Linked DNA regions of Homo sapiens: region 1 is linked to region 2. A link is an interaction called in ENCODE POLR2A ChIA-PET data of the cell type or tissue named here. Cell type or tissue: K562. All regions are shown on one strand. Each heading gives the region's core, and the rest is flanking DNA. Links, peaks and the distances in the headings are about the cores only. Region 1 has its middle 16 kb from the start of ZNF467. Region 2 holds the start of TRC-GCA21-1 (tRNA-Cys (anticodon GCA) 21-1).

Region 1 (9,449 bases), core at 704-8,703, 130 kb after region 2:
AAGGGTGACAATGTCTATCCCAGGCATGTCAGGGTGCTGGAAACAGCCCAACTCCCTGTGCTGATGACTGAGTGTTGGGAGCTGAGATGCTCAGGTCTCCAGCATCAGGGCTGGGTTTTCACTCAACGTGATGGGATCTGGACACCTGGGTACCCAGTGTCTGGGTTCCTGAGATTCTCACCAGGTCAGACCAGGTTCCTGGAAGCTCGGACTTGCCTCTTACTCCTTCTCAACCTCCTGCAGCATCTGCCAGGAAAGGGGCCTCTGGAATTGCACGGCTCGCCACTGCCCTTCACAGGGGCATTCTGCCCCAGGGAGCTTGTCTATGCCCCTGGTGCCTGTCTCCTCACCTGTGACAGCCCCAGCGCCAATCACTCCTGCCCTGCAGGCAGTACTGATGGCTGTGTCTGTCCACCAGGCACGGTGCTGCTGGTGAGTCCAAGAAGGAGCTGCGTGGGGGAACAGGATGGCCTTCCTTAAGCCAGGGCACTGCCCTGCTCCCCTCGCACCCCTACATGGTGCCCTTTGTCCCTGCCCTCTGCCCAGGACGAGCGCTGTGTGCCTCCTGACCTCTGTCCCTGCCGTCACAGTGGGCAGTGGTACCTGCCCAACGCCACCATCCAGGAAGACTGCAACGTTTGGTATGCCCAGCTGCCGTGACCTCTAACCCTTTGACCTTGTGGCCCATGGCTCCCCACACATCATCCTTCCCTCCACCAGAAGGGGTCGGGGTGGTGGGGGCTGGGGTATCCAGACTGGCCTGGGCCAAGGGAACCCTGCAGGACCCCACCACGCTGAGGGCTGCTGAGATTGCCTGGAACCTGGACCAGCTGCCTTCCCTGGATCCAGCCCCCAGGGCCCTATCCTCGGTGACTCTGTTTCCCCCACCTTGCCCATAGCGTGTGCCGGGGCCGGCAGTGGCACTGCACAGGCCAGCGGCGCAGTGGGCGGTGCCAGGCATCAGGCGCCCCCCACTATGTGACATTTGACGGACTGGCCTTCACCTATCCTGGGGCCTGCGAGTATCTGCTGGTGCGAGAGGCCAGTGGCCTATTCACAGTCTCTGCCCAGAACCTGCCCTGTGGGGCCAGCGGTCTCACCTGCACCAAAGCGCTGGCCGTGCGTCTGGAGGGCACTGTTGTGCACATGCTCAGAGGTGGCTGCAACATTGAAGGGTGACATTGCCAGGGAGGGGCACACCTGTATGGCTTCCCAGCTGTGCAAGGTGGGAGGGGGCGGGGTTCCCTGTGTCTGCTCACTGCTGGCCAGCTCCTTACTGGGCTTGGCTGCCCTCCATGCCATGGGGTTGGTGCCTCTCCTCTTGGTTGGGACTCAATACCAGAAGCCTCCCAGAAATTAAGTCCCAGAGAAGTCTAATGATGTGCCCAAGGTCACACAGGTAGAGAAGCAAAAGAAGGGCTGGACAGGGGAGCTAGAGAGCCTCATGAGGATCTGGAGGACCCTTTCCTCCAGGCTGGGCCTGAATGCCTTTCTTCCTCTACAGGCCGGGCAGTGACGGTGAATGGGGTGAGCGTGACGCCCCCCAAGGTCTACACAGGCCCTGGGCTGAGCCTGCGTCGTGCTGGCCTCTTCCTGCTGCTCTCGACCCACCTGGGCCTCACCCTGCTCTGGGATGGAGATCAGGCCCCTGCCCTCCCTCAACCATTGGACCTGTGCCCCGCCTTAGCACCATAGGGTTGAACTCACCCCAACTTCTTTCTCCCAACGCCTGACCCTCCCTCCTCCTGGTCTCCCTCCACTGAGCCCCTGACACCTCCACAGGGCAGATTTCCAGGCTGAGAGCTAAGCTGACAGCCAGGCTAGGACCCTGAGCTCTCACCTTACTTCCCTGCCTGGCTGGCACTTGCCCTGCCCCATGCCCAACCCAGTGCCACCCCTACCTCCCAGTCCATGCAAGAGGTCCGAGTTTCCAAATTAGGTTTTTGGCCAGGTGCAGTGGCTCACAACTGTAATCCCAGCACTTTGGGAGGCTGAGGCGAGCAGATCCCTTGAGCCCAGGGCTTTGAGACTAGCCTGGGTTGAACATGGCAAGACTCCCTGTCTACAAAAAATACAAAAATTAGCTGGGCACGGTGGTGCGCATCTGAAATCTCAGCTACCTGGGAGCTAAGATGGGAAGATTGCTTGAGCCTGGGACGTCAAGGCTGCAGTGAGCTGTGATCACCCCACTGCACTCTGCCTGGGCAATAGAGCGAGAAAAAAATTTTTTTTAAATTAGGTTTTCATAATTATCTTTTTCATCATTATGAAAGCAATCCTTCCACACCAAGGGAAACATTGAGAAAATACCAAGTTTTAGAAAGGCGAAATGAAAATAAATCTCCTAACTTCCCATCACCCATATAAGCAGTTGGCTTATATGTTATATCTAACTGCTTCTGTGGAACTGAGGGAAACCCAGATAACCCCCATATGGACTTGGCTCTGAGCCGCTGGGCCACCCTCCCAGCCTGCCGCCACCGAGGCTGGTGCTGCTGGGCCTCACAGTCCATCCTGGAGTCTGGTTTCCCAGAATCTGACCTGATGGAGAATTTCTCTCCCCCTCAGCCCTTGGCTTGGTGTTAGTTAGGAAAATAGGCTCCTAATTCCTACCTTGAGCCCCCTAAATATAGGTCTCTTCATTTATCATCACCAATCATCCCCCCACAAAAGAGGTAACCATACCCCCTGGTGGGGGTGGCACCTGGTGGTGGTAAAACAGACCCTGGGTCTTCTGGCCCAGATAAGGGCTGGTGAGGTCACTTTTAACCATGCTGCCACCAGGGACTCGGGTCCTGGTGCAACTGTCCCCTCAGTTCCGTGGTCGCGTGGCTGGGCTGTGTGGTGACTTTGATGGAGATGCCAGTAATGATCTGCGGAGCCGCCAGGGCGTCCTGGAGCCCACAGCTGAACTGGCTGCCCACTCCTGGCGCCTCAGCCCCCTCTGCCCTGAGCCAGGAGACCTGCCACACCCCTGCACGGTGAGTGCAGGCGGGAAAGCAGGAAGGGAGGTTCCCAGAGGCAGGGCTGGGGAGGGTGTCCGCTGGTCCACTGTGCTGGAGACGCCACCCTGTGCCTGCAGATGAACACACACCGGGCTGGTTGGGCTCGGGCCCGCTGTGGGGCGCTGCTGCAGCCGCTCTTCACATTATGCCACGCGGAGGTCCCCCCGCAGCAGCACTATGAGTGGTGCCTGTATGACGCCTGCGGGTAAGGAGAGGCCAACCTGGAGTGGGGTAGAGGTGGGGGTGCCGGGACTGAATGCTTCCTCCCACAGCTGCGACTCGGGGGGTGACTGTGAGTGCCTCTGCTCGGCCATTGCCACCTATGCAGATGAGTGTGCCCGGCATGGGCACCACGTGCGCTGGCGTAGCCAGGAGCTCTGCTGTGAGTGTGCCCCGCCCTCAGTCCCCAATGCTAAATCCTGCCACTGCCACAGGCTCAGCTTCTTGAAAGAGCTTCTCCTGTCCCACAAGACGGCCGTTCATTCATTCAAGGGCAAGCTGTGCATCGAGTGCTTACTCTGTGCCAGACACTTTTCTAGATAAGCCATATATGCAAGAACGGCTGCCGAGTAGAGCTGACATGGTACACGTCGGCCCGGGGGGTCTTGCCCAAGGTCTACACCAGACACCCTGTGCCCTCCATGGTGGTCACCTTGGCCAGCCAGCCTGGTGTGGTTGCATCCTTTTGCCCTTGTGCCTCAGTGATCCAAGGCTCTCTCCTCTCCACCCAGCCCTGCAGTGTGAAGGGGGACAGGTATATGAGGCCTGTGGCCCCACGTGTCCCCCCACCTGCCATGAGCAGCATCCTGAGCCCGGGTGGCACTGCCAGGTGGTGGCCTGTGTGGAGGGCTGCTTCTGCCCCGAGGGGACTCTGCTGCACGGTGTGTAGAGTGACAAAGGGCAGAGGGGAGGGGCACTGAGACTGGGAAGGGGCCACTGTGCCCTTTTGCTCTGAGCCCTGCACTCTGTGACCTCAGGAGGAGCCTGCTTGGAGCCAGCTTCCTGCCCCTGTGAGTGGGGCCGCAACTCCTTCCCGCCGGGGTCTGTGCTGCAAAAGGACTGCGGGAACTGGTGAGTGGGGAGGTCATCTTGGGGGGGACCTATTGAAGGAGCACTGGGCCAAGCCCAGCCTGTGGCTGATCCCAGGACGCTGTGTGCTCAGCACGTGCCAGGAAGGTCAATGGCATTGTGGGGGTGACGGTGGCCACTGTGAGGAGCTTGTGCCTGCCTGTGCAGAGGGAGAGGCCCTGTGCCAAGAGAATGGGCACTGTGTGCCCCATGGGTGGCTTTGTGACAACCAGGACGACTGTGGCGATGGCTCTGATGAGGAGGGTGAGTGTCTTTGCCCATGCGTGGAAGCGACAGGGTTGGTCAGTCCTTGCACATGTAACTGAATTTCCTGGGGCCAAGGCAGCTGTCCTGGAGTGGCTTCTTTAGCTGCTGCTCCCATTGCCAGGGGCTGCCTGTGGCCTGGAGGGATGAGGGGAAGGGAGGGTGTTCTGGTCCCTCTGGGGTTCAGGGCTTCTCTGGGCCCCTACAGCAGCGTCCTGAGCCTGCCTGTTTGCCCCATGCTAGGTTGTGCCGCCCCAGGCTGTGGGGAGGGGCAGATGACTTGCAGCTCCGGCCACTGCCTGCCCCTGGCCCTGCTCTGTGACCGCCAGGATGACTGTGGAGATGGCACGGATGAGCCGAGCTATCCGTGCCCCCAGGGCTTGCTGGCCTGTGCCGATGGACGCTGCCTGCCGCCGGCCCTGCTCTGCGATGGGCATCCTGACTGTCTGGATGCCGCCGACGAGGAGTCCTGTCTGGGTGAGTTGTCCCTGCCCTGGACGCCAGCCCACCCAGCACTCCCTCCCGCAAGGCCCATCTCCTCAAGAGCCCCGACTTCACCTCCCCGCTCCTTTGCCAGGTTCCTGCTATGAAGTTGGTCCTGAGGGTGTGGGAGTTGGGGCACCCCAAACAGTAAGAGTACAGGGCAGTGCCCCAGAGCCAGTTCTTCTTTTCTGTGCAGGGCAGGTGACCTGCGTCCCCGGGGAGGTGTCCTGTGTTGATGGCACCTGCCTGGGGGCCATCCAGCTGTGTGACGGAGTCTGGGACTGCCCAGATGGAGCCGATGAGGGGCCGGGACACTGCCCCCTACCTTCTCTGCCCACACCTCCTGCCAGCACCTTGCCTGGCCCCTCCCCAGGCTCCCTGGACACTGCGTCAAGTCCCCTGGCCAGCGCCAGCCCTGGTGAGTCTCCTGGAGGGAAGAGGTGGGAAAGCTGGTGGCCAGAAGCCTGGGGGAGAGGGGCATGGAAGCCTCAGAGAGAGGCATTTGTGGCGCTGCTCTGGGATGGGAAGGAGCAGGGCGCAGTGGGAGACACCCGAAGACGCTGGAATGAATGAAGTGGAGGGCGTTTGAAAGAGTCTACACTCTTTCCTGGCGTTCAAGGCCTCCCTCCCAGCTGCAGGGAGTCTCATGGAAATTCTTGGCCCAGGGGAGAGCTTTGGGAAAACCAACCGGGCAGCAAAATGCAGAGGGATTGTTCTCGGGAAGGGGCTGCAGGTGGGTTAGGGCCAGGCCCAGGAAATGGCCAAGGGACTTGGACCAGGGAGGGGAGCAGCGGCGGAGGTGGAAGGACTGACCCGGGCGCGGTTGCGGGTGGGAGGGCGCTCGCCGGCAGAGGATCCAGCGCGGACGCTCCCTGCAGCGCCACCCTGCGGCCCCTTCGAGTTTCGGTGCGGCAGCGGCGAGTGCACCCCGCGGGGCTGGCGCTGCGACCAGGAGGAAGACTGCGCCGACGGCAGCGACGAGCGCGGCTGCGGAGGGCCCTGCGCGCCGCACCACGCGCCCTGCGCCCGCGGCCCTCACTGCGTGTCCCCCGAGCAGCTGTGCGACGGCGTGCGGCAGTGTCCCGACGGCTCGGACGAGGGCCCCGACGCCTGCGTTGAGGCTCCCGCGCCCCCGGCCATGCGCGGCCCCCCTGGCCAAGCCGGCGGGCCCACCTCTTCCCGAGCGCCATCCCCACCTTCGCCTCCTGAGGCACAGGTGGGCGCGGCAGCTAGAGTGATTTAGGTTTGGGGGCATCCGAGGCTGGGCCACGTTTGCGTTCCTTTGATCTTTTTCGTGAAACTTTATTTGAAAAGTTTTTACCCTCCCACCTAGGCCCAGGAGAGCGAAGAAAGGGGCTTTGTCTTTCCCCACACTTGGCCAAGAAGGGATAAGAGGGTGGGCAGAGGCTCTGCGGGGATGAGGAGTGTGTCTGTTTGGAGGGATCCCGCCCTCAGCATTTCCCCACCAGACCTGAGCAGACCCTCTGTGTCACTGCAAGCCAGCCCTTCAGGTCCTGTCTACCTCCCCCTATAGCGAGCTGTCCACAGGCCCCCCAGCTCCTCCCAGGCTGGCCTGTCTGGCCGCCTCCCACCCGCCTTTCTGCCCCTCTGCAGGGAGAGGGCAGGAAGGGACAGGAGCGGAGCAGGACACATCTCACAGTGCCCGCAGGCTCCACCCAGCTGCCTCTGTGCCCTGGCCTCTTTCCCTGTGGTGTGGCTCCGGGGCTGTGCCTGACCCCTGAGCAGCTCTGTGATGGGATCCCAGACTGTCCCCAGGGCGAGGACGAGCTGGACTGCGGTGAGGATGCTTTGTTCCCTGAGGGAGGCCCCGCTGGCTGGGCCCGGGACACAGCTCACACCCCCCGCTCACTGTGTTTTTTCTCCTCTTCTTTCCCAGGGGGGCTGCCAGCCCTGGGAGGCCCCAACAGGACAGGGCTTCCCTGCCCAGAATACACCTGCCCCAATGGCACCTGCATAGGCTTCCAGCTGGTGAGGGTGGGAGTGGGTGGAGGAGGCGGCAGTGCCATGTTGCCTCCCAGCACAAGAGCCCTGACCCCACTCCCTCCCCAGGTGTGTGATGGGCAGCCTGACTGTGGAAGGCCAGGGCAGGTGGGCCCCTCCCCAGAAGAGCAGGGTTGTGGGGCCTGGGGCCCCTGGAGCCCATGGGGGCCCTGCAGCCGGACGTGTGGGCCCTGGGGCCAGGGCCGGAGCCGCCGCTGCTCCCCACTCGGCCTCCTGGTGCTACAGAACTGCCCAGGGCCTGAGCACCAGTCTCAGGCCTGCTTCACGGCAGCCTGCCCAGGTGAGGGGCTGGGGTGGTGGGGCCTGGATAGAGGAAGGGAGAAGAAGGCCACTAGGCCTTCAGCCCTCCCCCATGGTCCTCACTGCCTGCCCTGTCCCCCTGCCTCACAGTGGACGGTGAATGGAGCACCTGGTCCCCCTGGTCTGTGTGCTCTGAGCCGTGCAGGGGCACCATGACGCGGCAACGGCAGTGCCACTCACCCCAGAATGGGGGCCGCACCTGTGCTGCACTGCCCGGAGGCCTGCACAGCACCCGCCAGACCAGTGAGTTGAAGAGAGGATGGTGCTGCTGGTGGGAGGCCATCCTCTCTGCAGAGCTCCCTTCCCTGACCTCTGACCTCTGCTTCCGGCTTCTCTCAGAGCCTTGCCCTCAGGACGGCTGCCCCAATGCCACTTGCTCTGGGGAGCTGATGTTCCAGCCCTGTGCCCCCTGCCCACTGACCTGTGATGACATCTCTGGCCAGGTCACGTGCCCACCTGATTGGCCCTGCGGCAGCCCGGGTAAGGGGGCTCTGGGCCCAGGTGCTGGCTCCAGGGTGTGGGTCTGTGGCAACAGCCCTCTGCATGGAAGCCTCACCCTGGGCCCCCTCTAGGCTGCTGGTGCCCAGAAGGGCAGGTGCTGGGCAGCGAGGGGTGGTGTGTGTGGCCCCGGCAGTGCCCCTGCCTGGTGGACGGTGCCCGCTACTGGCCTGGGCAACGCATCAAGGCCGACTGCCAGCTCTGCATCTGCCAAGACGGACGGCCCCGACGCTGCCGACTCAACCCGGACTGCGCTGGTGAGGCCCTTCCCTCGGGGTCCCTAGTCCTCTCCCTGGACCGCCCAGCTGCACATCCACCACCTCCTTCAGGCTCTGACTGTTGGCCCTCCCTCAGTGGACTGTGGCTGGTCCTCCTGGTCACCCTGGGCCAAGTGCCTGGGCCCCTGTGGAAGCCAGAGCATCCAGTGGTCCTTCCGGAGCTCCAACAACCCCCGCCCCTCCGGCCGAGGTCGCCAGTGCCGTGGCATCCACCGCAAGGCACGCAGGTGCTCTGTTCCCCACCCACCGGGGGACCTGCAGGGACCTTGGCCCGCACCCCACCTCCCACTTAGGAAGCTTCCTGTGTGCCCCTTCCACATCCACCACACATCCCCAATTCGGAACCCCTGCCCTGTGCCCCTACCCGTCTAAATCCCGGGAGTCCCGGAACCTCTTTGGGGACCCCTGGCCTTTCCCTTCTCTAGTTTTATGCCCTCTAGGTCTTGAAGGTGGGTAGACGGAGCCCGCAGATGCAGCTTCACAAACTCAGCTTGAATTCCTGGGCTGAGGCTTGCGGGGGGCTCTTGCCATAGCTGCCTCCCCAGCCCCCTCTGGGACCCACGGCGCTGGCTGCAGTGCTGGTACAAATTGCTTCCCTGGCCTTCTTCTGGGCCAGTTGCAATGTCTCAGGTGTAGGGGCAGAGTGGGCTGATAGGGTGACCAAATGTCTCAGTTTGCCCAGGACTTCCTCAGTTTTATCACAGAAAGTCCCAAGTCCTGGGAAAGTCCTCAGTCCAGGCGAACCAGGAGAGTTGTTTACCCCAAGCAAGCCCCGTCACCAGGCCAGGGACATCCCTCCCTTCTCAGGTGCCAGACGGAGCCCTGTGAGGGGTGTGAGCATCAGGGCCAGGTCCACCGTGTCGGGGAACGCTGGCATGGGGGCCCCTGCAGGGTGTGCCAGTGTCTGCACAACCTCACCGCACACTGCTCACCCTACTGCCCGCTCGGCAGCTGCCCCCAGGTGAGGGCACTGGAGTGTGTGGTGGGCAGAGCTGGAGGGGATGGGGAGGCTGGTGGAATGGGTTGGAGATAGGCAGGCGGCCTGACCTCTGTGCCTCTGCAGGGCTGGGTCTTGGTGGAGGGGACGGGAGAATCATGCTGCCACTGTGCCCTACCTGGTGAGTGTGCCTGGGGCATGACAGGGAAGTCCCAGGGGGAGGACAATCGGCAGGGTCTCTGAGAGGGAACCAGGGGCACTGAGCGGGGGTGGCTGGATACCCCAGCCTCAGGGTGGCAGGAAGCCTGAGTTCTGCATGCCAAGGGAAGGAGGGGACCTCGGGGTGCGAAGGCTTCTCTCTGCCCTCCCTCTCCGTCCGCCCTGCCTTCCTGTGCTTTGGGGGCTTTCTGCCTCCCCCATGGTGCCACCTTTGAGGTGCTCTCTTTCCTCTGTTTCTGCTCAGATCTGGTTGCTCTGGTTGCTTTTCTTTCCCTCTTAGAATAGCCAAGACAAAGTTAAGTTGGACTTTTCAAAAGTATCTTTGCCTGGAAAGGAGTTATAAGTGAAACGGGAAAATACAAAGGCTTGAAATGG
Region 2 (9,449 bases), core at 510-8,509:
ACGCTGAAGTGCAGTGGCACAATCTCGGCTCACTGCAACCTCCGCCTCCTTCCTAACCAAGGAAGTGAGAGATCTTTACAAAACACTGCTGAAACAAATCATAGGTGACACAAACAAATGAAACACATCCCATGCTCATGGATGGGTAGAGTCAATATTGTGAAAATGACCATACCGCCAATAGCAATCTATACATTCAATACAATTCCCATGAAAATACCATCATCATTTTCCACAGAACTAGAAAAAAAATCAGCAGTGTTTTGTGGAGATATTTCGCTTCCTTGGTTAGGTATATTCCTAAGTTATTTATTTATTTATTTATTTATTTATTTTGCAGTTGTTGTTAAAGAGGTTGAGTTCTTGATTTGATTCTCAGTTTGGTCACTGTTGGTGTATAGCAGTGCTACTGATTTGTGTACATTGATTTTGTATCCCAAAACTTGACTGAATTCATTTATCAGATCTAGGAGCTTTTTGGATGAGTCTTTAGAGTTTTCTAGTTATATGATCATATTATCGGTAAAAAGTGATGTTTTGACTTCCTCTTTACTGATTTGGATGCCCTTTATTTCTTTCTCTTCTCTGATTGCGCTGGCTAGGACTTCCAGCACTATGTTGAATAGAAGTGGTGAAAGTGGGCATCCTTGTCTTGTTCAGGTTTGCAAGGGGAATGCTTTCAACTTTTCCCCATTCAGTATAATGTTGGCTGTGGGTTTGTCACAGATTGCTTTTATTACCTTAAAGTCCCTTCTATGCTGATTTTTTTTTTTTTTGAGATGGAGTCTTGCTCTGTTGCCCAGGCTAGAGAGCAGTGGCATGATCTTGGCTCACTGCAAACTCCGCCTCCCGGGTTCCCACCATTCTCCTGCCTCAGCCTCCCGAGTAGCTGGGACTACGGGCGCCTGCCACCACATCTGGCTTATTTTTTGTATTTTTAGTAGAGATGAAGTTTCATCGTGTTAGCCAGGATGGTCTCGATCTCCTGACCTTGTGATCTACCCACCTCGGCCTCCCAAAGTGTCTATGCTGATTTTGCTGAGGATTTTAATCATAAAGATGCTGGATTTTGTCAAATGCTTTTTCTTCATCTATTGAGATGATCATGCAATTTTTGTTTTTAATTCTATTTATGTGGGGTATCATATTTATTGACTTGTGTATGTTAAACCATCCCTGCATCCCTGGTATAAAACCCACTTGTTCATGGTTTATTATCTTTTTGATATGCTGTTGGATTCAGTTAGCTAGTATTTTGTTGAGAATTTTTGCATCTATGTTCATCAGGGATATTGATCTGTAGTTTTCTTTTTCTGTTATGCTCTTTCCTGATTTTGGCATTACAGTAATACTGGTTTCGTAGAATGACTTAGGGAAGATTCTCTCTTTTTATATCTTTTGGAATAGTTTCAGTAGGATTGGTACCAATTCTTCTTTGAATGTCTGAGAGAATTCAGCTGTAAATCCATCTAGTCCTGGACATTTTTTGTTGGAAATTATTTTTATTACTGTTTCAATCTCACTACTCATTATTAGTCTGTTCAGAGTTTCTATTTCCTCCTCGCATAATCTAGGAGGGCTACATATTTTCAGGATTGTCCACATTCCTCTAGGTTTTCTAGTTTGTGCACATAAAGGTGTTCATAGCAGCCTTGGATGGTCTTTTGTATTTCTGTGGTATCAGTTGTAATATCTTCCATTCCATTTCTAATTGGGCTTATTTGGATCTTCTCTCTTCTTTTCTTGTTTAATCTCAACCATGGTCTATCAATTTTGTTTACCTTTTCAAAGATCCAGCTTTTTGTTTCATTTTATTTATTTATTTATTTAGACAGAGTCTCACTGTGTTACCCAGGCTAGAGTGCAGTGGCACAATCTCAGCTCACTCTGACTTCTGCCTCCCAGGTTCAAGTGATTCTCGTGCCTCAGCCTCCTGTGTGGCTGGGATTACAGGCATGTGCCACCATGCCCAGCTAATTTTTGTATTTTTAGTAGAGACGGAGATTCACCATGTTGGCCAGGCTGGTCTTGAACTTGTGACCTCATGTGATCCACCTGCCTTGGCCTTTCAAAGTGTTGGAATTACAGACGTGAGCCACTGCAACCAGCTTCATTTATCTTTTGTATTTTTTTGTTTGTTTGTTTCAATTTCATTTAGTTCTGCTATGATCTTTGTTATTTATTTTCTTCTGCTGGGTTTGTCTTTGGTTTGTTCTTGTTTCTCTAGTTCCTTGAGGCGTGACCTTAGATTGTCTATTTGTGCTGTTTCAGACTTTTTGATGTAGACATTTAATGCTACGAATTTTCTTCTTAGCATCACTTTTTTTTGTATTTCAGAGGATTTCATAAGTCACTATTATCATCCAATTCAAAGAATTTTTAATTTCTATCTTGATTTCATTGTTCATCCAATGATCATTCAGGAGCAGATTGTTTAATTTCCATGTATCTGTACTGTTTTGGGGGTTCCTTTTGGAGTTAATTTCCAATTTTATTCCACTGCGATCTGAGCGAGTACTTGACTGATATAATTTCAATTTTCTTAAATTTATTGAGACTTGTTTTGTGGCCTATCATATGGTCTATCTTGGAGAATGTTCCATGTGCTGATGAGAAGAATGTATATTCTGCAGTTGTTGGGTAGAATGTTCTGTAAATATCTGTTAAGTTCATTTGTTGTAGGGTATAGTTTAAGTCTATTGTTTCTTTGTTGACTTTCTCTCCTGACGACTGGTCTAGTGCTGTCAGTGGAGTATTGAAGTCCCCCACTATTATTGTGTTACCAGCTATCTCATTTCTTAGGTCTAGTAGTAATGTTTTGTACATTTGGGAGCTCTGGTGTAGGTGCATATATAATTAGGATTGTGATATTTTCCTGTTGGGCTAGTCCTTTTATCATTATATAATGTCCTTCTTTGTCTTTTTTAACCATTGTTTCTTTAAGGTCTGTTTTGTCTGATGTAAGAATAGCTACTCCTGCTTGCATTTGGTGTCCATTTGCATGGAATGTCTTTTTCCACCTTTTACCTTAAGCTTATGTGAATCCTTATGTGTCAGGTGAGTCTCTTGAAGACAGCAGATACTTGGTTTGTGGATTTTGATCCATTCTGCCATTCTGTATCTTTTAAGTGGAGCATTTAGGTCATTTATATTAAACATTAGTACTGAGATGTGAGGTACTGTTCTATTCATTGTGTTAGTTGTTGCCTGAATACCTTTTTTTTCTTCATTGTGTTATTGTTTTATAGGACCTATAAGATGTATGCTTTCAGGAGGTTCTATTTTGATGTGTATTTCAAGATTTTGTTTCAAGATTTAGAACTCCTTTTAGCATTTCTTGTAGTGCTGGCTTAGTAGCGGCAAATTCATTCAGCATTTGTTTGTCTGAAAAAGACTTTATCACTCCTTCATGTATGGAGCTTAGTTTTGCTGGATACAAAATTCTTATTTTGTTTAATGAGGCTAAAGATGGGACCCCAATCCCTCTGGTTTGCAAGGTTCCTGCTGAGAAATCTGCTGTTAATCTGATAGGCTTTCCTTTATAGTTTACCTGATGGTTTTGCCTCACAGCTCTTCAGATTCTTCCCTTTGTCTTGATGTAGACAAGTCAAGACTTTAGATATGTGCCTTGGTGATGATTTTTCTGTGATGAATTTCCTGGGTGCTATTTGAGCTTCTTATATTTGGATGTCTAGATCTCTAGCAAGGCCAGGGAAGTTTTCCCTGATTATTCCCTCAAATCGGTTTTCCAAACTTTTAGATTTCTCTTCTTCCTCAGGAACACCAATTATTCTTAAGCTTGGTTGTTTAACATAATCCTAACTTTCTTGGAAGTTTTGTTCTTTTCTTTCCTTTTTTTTTTTTTGAGATGGAGTCTCACTCTGTCACTCAGGCTGGCTGGAGTGCAGTGGCATGATCTTGGCTCACTGCAACCTCTGCCTCCCAGGTTCAAGCGATTCTCCTTCCTCAGCCTCCTGAGTAGCTGGGTCTACAGGTGCACACCACCACACCCAGCTAATTTTTGTATTTTTAGTAGAGGCGGGGTTTCACCATGTTTCACTCCTGACCTCAGGTAATCCACCCGCCTCAGCCTCCCAATGTGCTGGGATTACAGGCATGAACCACCATGCCCAGACTGTTCATATTTTAAAATACTTTTTTCTTTGTCTTTGTCACAGTGGGTTAATTCCAAAGCCTTGTCTTTGACCTCTGAAGTTCTTTCTTCTACTTGTTCTAGTCTACTGTTGAACCTTCCCAGTGTATTTTGTATTTCTCTAAGTGTGTCTTTCATTTTCAGAAGTTGTCATTATTTTTTCTTCATGATACCTATTTCTCTTGGAGACTTTTTCATTCTTATCCTGTAGGGTTTTTTAAAAATTTCTTTAAGTTGGTTTTTACCTTTCTCTGGTACCATCTTAAGTAACTTAATAATTAATCTTCTGAATTCTTTATTTGGCAATTCATAGATTTATTCTTGGTTTAGATCCATTGCTGGAGAGCTAGTGTGATCTTTGCAGGGTGTTATACAACCTTGTTTTGTCATATTCCCAGAATTACTTTTCATTTGGATAGCCAGTTTCAGTGGAAAGATTTGGAACTCAAGGGCTTCTGTCCAGATTTTTTTGTCCCATGGGGTGATCCCTTGATGTGGTGCTCTCCTCCCCTCCCTACGGATGGGGTTTCCTGAGAGCTGGACTGCAGTGATTGTTATTGCCCTTCTGGGTCTAGCCACCCAGTGGGGCTACCAGGCTCTGGGCTGGTGCTGAGGAATGTCTGCAAAGAGTCCTGTGATGTGAGCCATCTTCAGGTCTCCCAGCTGCGGATACCAGCACGCTGCTCTGGTGGAGGTGGCAGGGGAGTGAAATGGACTCTGTGAGAGTCCTCGGTTGTAGTTTCATTTAATGCACTGATTTTCTTAAATGTTGGTTGTGCTAGCAGTAAAGCTGTCATGTGGACAGACTCAGGACCTCTGGTTAGGCAGGATGTTACTGGCAGTGGAATTAACTGTTGTTTTTGCCTTTGGTGAGGGATGCTCTGTTATACATTGCTGTAATGGCTTGAGTTAGTTGGCATTTAGGTAGGAGGTGGTGCTTTCAATAGAGCACCAGCTGTGATAGTAGAATGGGAATATAAGCTTGCCCTAAATTGGCCAGGATAAGTATTCAAGTTTCCCAGGTGATTGGTGGGGCTATAGAGCTCCCAAGAGCTTGTCTTTTGTCTTCGGCTACCAGGGTGGGTAGAGGAAAGCCACCAGGTGGGGGCAGTGTTTAGCGGGTCTAAGCTCTGGTACTTCTTGGGCGGGGCTTGCTGCAGTCACTGTAGGGCATAGGGTGAGTGGTTCTCAGGCCAACAGAGCTATGTTCCAAGGGGGATTATGGCTGTCTCTGCTGCATTATACAGGCTGCCAGGGAAGTGGTAGAAAGCCAGCAGTGACAGGCCTCGCCCAGCTCCCAAGCAGTCAGCAAGGCCAGTCTCACTCCCTCCATGCCCTGCCAACAGCACCGAGTTTATATCCAGGCAGCTGACACACAGGGCTGCAATCCTGCTTCAGGCTACAAGCCTCCCCACTGAGAAAGCAAGCAGGGTTTTCAGGCCTCATCCCTCCCTGTCTGCCCATGATGTCAGCTGCAGCTCCTGTACTCATACCTACACATCTCATTCATCCACTGGATTCTGCTCAGGAAAATTCGTGCTCAGTTGAAATTATTACAAAGCTCAACTAGAAGCTTCTTTTACCCTGTAGCCCCTCCCTAATTCTGCTCTCTGCCTTCCCCAAGGACCCCTGTGAGATAAAGTCAGGAATGGCTTCCCTGGGCTTGAGCTGGAGTCTGGGAGTACCTACGGGGCCCTTCTTACTGCTTCTTCTACTTTTATATTTTGCTCAGCTCCCTAAATCCATTTCAGCTGTACATAAGGTTAAATCCTACTCCTATGATCTGGGTTTTTAGGTTCCACAGTGAAGATGTGTGTTCAGAGGCAAACCTTCCCCACTCATACATTGGGAACTCACAGTTTTTTGTCTATCTCATAGAGTTTGCAGCAGCAAGCTGCTTCTTTAAAAGGGTCTGTGAGTTCTTTTGGTTTTTCTGGTGTGATCCTATGGTGGTTCTTGGAGCAAAAGTTCATGATGTGAATTTCCACATGCTGTTCTGTTTGTCCAGGTGGGAGCTGCACATTGGTCTTCTCTTCCATCCATCATTTTCTACACTCTCAGCATTTTAGTTTCCATGAACCAGTTTCTGTGACTGTGCATGCTTTCCATTTTGTCCAATTTTTGAATGTAAATGTTTATTGCAATAATTCTGTTCTTGTACCATCATTGTACTTGAGGTGTTCAATGGGTACAAATTTTCTCTTTTGAGTTCATAGATCTTTGAATCAAGAGTAGCCTCATCTGATTTAATATGGATCACAAGAGCTTGGACTTTGTCTAATTGAATGAGGCTTTGAGAACCTTGGGATAGAGGTGAGTATATTTTGCACATGGGAGAGATGTAAGTAATTATGACCAAGAGGGCAGTTCATGGTAGATGAAACTGTTGGCCCTGAATTTTGATTTATTTCTGCATCTGTGGCCTTTACCTTCTTTTCAGATCTTCCCACTGGAGGTGAAACATGCTTTCTTGCTCTTGAGTTACAGTTTGGTCTTGTGACTGGCCGCCTTGATCATTGAGGTGTTCTCACATGTAATGCAAATAGGGGCTTGAAAGCTGCTTTCATAGTTGGGCCTACCCCTTTGCATTTCTGCTGTCACCATAAGAAAAGTGCCCCTTGCTAGCTGCTACTCCTCCATCCGGGATCATAGAAGGAACACACATGGAGCAGATCTAAGCCCAGCTCAGACAGAAACCAAGCACAGATGGACCCACAGCTTGAAGCGGATACACGAGGTCGAGCCCAGCCTGCATCAGCTGATTGGCATCCATGCTGCTGACCTATGAGCATGAGAATACATGCTTATTGTTTCAAGCAGCCAATTTTGGGATGATTTATTATGACACATTGTTGTGAAAATAGCCTTGATACTTAGACCTGCCTCTCCCCCAACCCCTACTCCCATCAGGTACTGAGTAAGGGAACGGGAGGAGACCTCAGTTGAAGGAGTTCAGGTTGTGGCTACAAGGTAGAAAGATGCCATTAGACAAGTGACAGGAGGTTATTTGGGGAGTGAAGGAGTGAACTCATGGCCTGAAGAGCAGTCTCTAGTCATTTGTGGTAGGGCTGCCAATTTCCATAAGCTGGCCAGGAATTAATACAATTTACAGTGCACTATAGAATCCTTGGGTGTGGTGACACAGGTGAAATATGCTAAGGAGGAATGTCCACCAGGCAAGGGGGTATAGCTCACAGGTAGAGCATTTGACTGCAGATCAAGAGGTCCCCGGTTCAAATCTGGGTGCCCCCTGATGCCACTTAGCTGTGGGTTCTCTTTTTCTGATGTTAGGCTTGCTTGTCATCCTCACCACTGTCCTTCCTATAGCTTGTGTCAGTTTTCTCAGATGACTTCATTTTTCTGGCACAAGTCATGGTCAAGTCACTAATAATCTGCATGTGTTTCAGAAGTTCTAATGAGCTGCTCTTCTTTGAAGTTTATATTATGGCAGGACAGCCTGAATCAGAGGTCACCCAGTCTGACTTTGCATCAGAATTACTGATAGATCTTATAAAAAATACAGATTACTCCCTAGAAGTTCCAATTTAGTAGGACTGAGGAGGAATCAGAGAACTTCTACTTTTGGGGGTCATTTGGGGCATAATCCCCTGTTAATACCTGTTCTAACATCCAATAATTCTAAGTGGCTGGAAAATTGTTTTGGAACTTACAACAACTTGTCATTCTAAACAACATCCCAGTGGGAAGCATCAGTGATGTTCAAGCTAGTGCCTGCCTTCAGTCCATCACTGAGGGCATGTGGGGTGCTGAGCTGCAGGCATAGGCAGTGGCCAGGTGTGTAGAGGTGGGAGAGTGTGGGAAGGTGGGGGATGTCTGAATGAAGCTGTGGGCATGGTAGGAGGGTGACCAATTGCAATGGCACAGTCAGCTAGGGGTGGTGGCAGGCCATGAGTGATTACTCGACTCCCTGCATTGAAGTTCAGAATTGAAGCATGCTCAAGGCAACACTAGTTGTTTTTGAGTAAAGCATTTGATTGATGATCCACAGGTCCCTGACTCAAATTCATGTGTTCCCTACCTACACTAATTTCTTCCCATACTGACCAGAGTATTAAAAAACAATTTCCTTTCACCTCCTGAGGCCCCTGCACCTGACTCTTCCTGCAAGGTGGACGAGAGGGTAAGGAGGTTGGTTTGTCCCATGCTCCTCTCTACTTTCCTGCTGCCCCACGTGACCTGCCCAGATCTGCTCTGCATGCCTGATTCAGTCTTGTCTTGCTTTGCTTTGGTGAGCATTTCTCTTGTGTTTTCTTTTTTTTCTTCCTATTCTTCCCCATCCTGTGAACCCTCTGTCCACATTTTGAGGTTCCCCAGTTGTGTGAGGCACAGTGGAAGACATGGCTCTGCTTGCAGCACCCGAAGCTGAAGGAAAAAGCCTCTTTCTCTCTGTCTTCCTGGCACTTCTGGCCACCCAGTGCCACCGACTGACACAATGCATGCAGACTGAGTGACTTGTACAGGCAGAGACAGCTTAGCATTCATTCCTGGGCTGGCAGAGCTCAGGCACAGTCTGACACCTTCCTAACCAGTGTGACTTCCTGAAAGCCAGGCTGCCTGGGTCCCCCTGGATCCCCCGTTTCAAAAGCCCAGGCTTCCTGACACATGGACAATGGCCATCTCATCTGTTTCACTGGACAGAACCAGTTTCTGTAACGATGTACCTAGGCAGATATAAAAATTGCAATTGGAGAGGGGTGCAGAAAAAGGATCCTAAAGAAAATGGAGTGTAGGATGGACTTTCTGTCATGATTGGGATTGCAGAAAGTAGAAATCTAGTTGATTGTTCAAAGTTGACAATCTGGGAGCCCAAGGGTCTCAGGGATAAAGTAACTGAGTAACTGGTCACCTGGATTCAAGGCTGCTTACTCACCTGGTAGGTATTCAATGGTTGCTTATGGCTGGCATTCATTCTGATTGGTCAGTGTCTCTGCTGTAGCTGTTGTTAAATATTTCAAGTGTCACTTCTTCTTGGAATAAAGTTCCCACTGGAGGACAAAACTTTTAGAGACCAGCTGTTGTTACATAGCAGTAAAAAGGGCCCAGCCAAGTCTGACAGCATTAGGAAGCTCAAAGACATACAATGGAAAGCTCAGATGTCTACGCCTTCTCCAGACACAGATGGAATGTGCAGATGTCCCCACAACTACACCAAAACACTCAGCTCTTGATGCTGAATAACTGAGATTGCTGAAAAATGAAAAGGCAGAATTGCCAATCTGCAATTCTTGTTGATTTCACATTTCCCCATCTCTTGTGTTATGAATTGCTACTTCAG

Evidence for each region. Peaks named below come from ENCODE experiments on the same cell type or tissue, not always from the same donor. Only the 100,000 strongest peaks of a DNase experiment are listed, where the experiment ranks them.
Region 1: POLR2A ChIA-PET joins it to region 2 with 6 read pairs; 5 of 35 experiments call an interaction of 5 or more read pairs at or near these places.

What each region holds. Positions count from the first base shown.
Region 1 is chr7:149,784,585-149,794,033 of GRCh38, forward strand. It overlaps the pseudogene SSPOP. Among named protein-coding and RNA genes, the nearest start is that of ZNF467, 16 kb to the left of the region's middle. RefSeq lists enhancers at 949-1,448, 3,185-3,774, 5,954-6,742 and a silencer at 2,917-3,211. In K562, for the core only: CTCF peaks have their summits at 1,124, 2,395, 3,082 and 5,705 (motif pointing left); DNase peaks (open chromatin) are centred at 3,067 and 5,697; H3K4me3 peaks cover 187 bases; H3K27me3 peaks cover 4,577 bases.
Region 2 is chr7:149,657,491-149,666,939 of GRCh38, forward strand. TRC-GCA21-1 (tRNA-Cys (anticodon GCA) 21-1) reads left to right here and starts at 7,334; the gene lies at 7,334-7,405. In K562, for the core only: a CTCF peak has its summit at 5,250 (motif pointing right); a DNase peak (open chromatin) is centred at 5,281; H3K27me3 peaks cover 642 bases.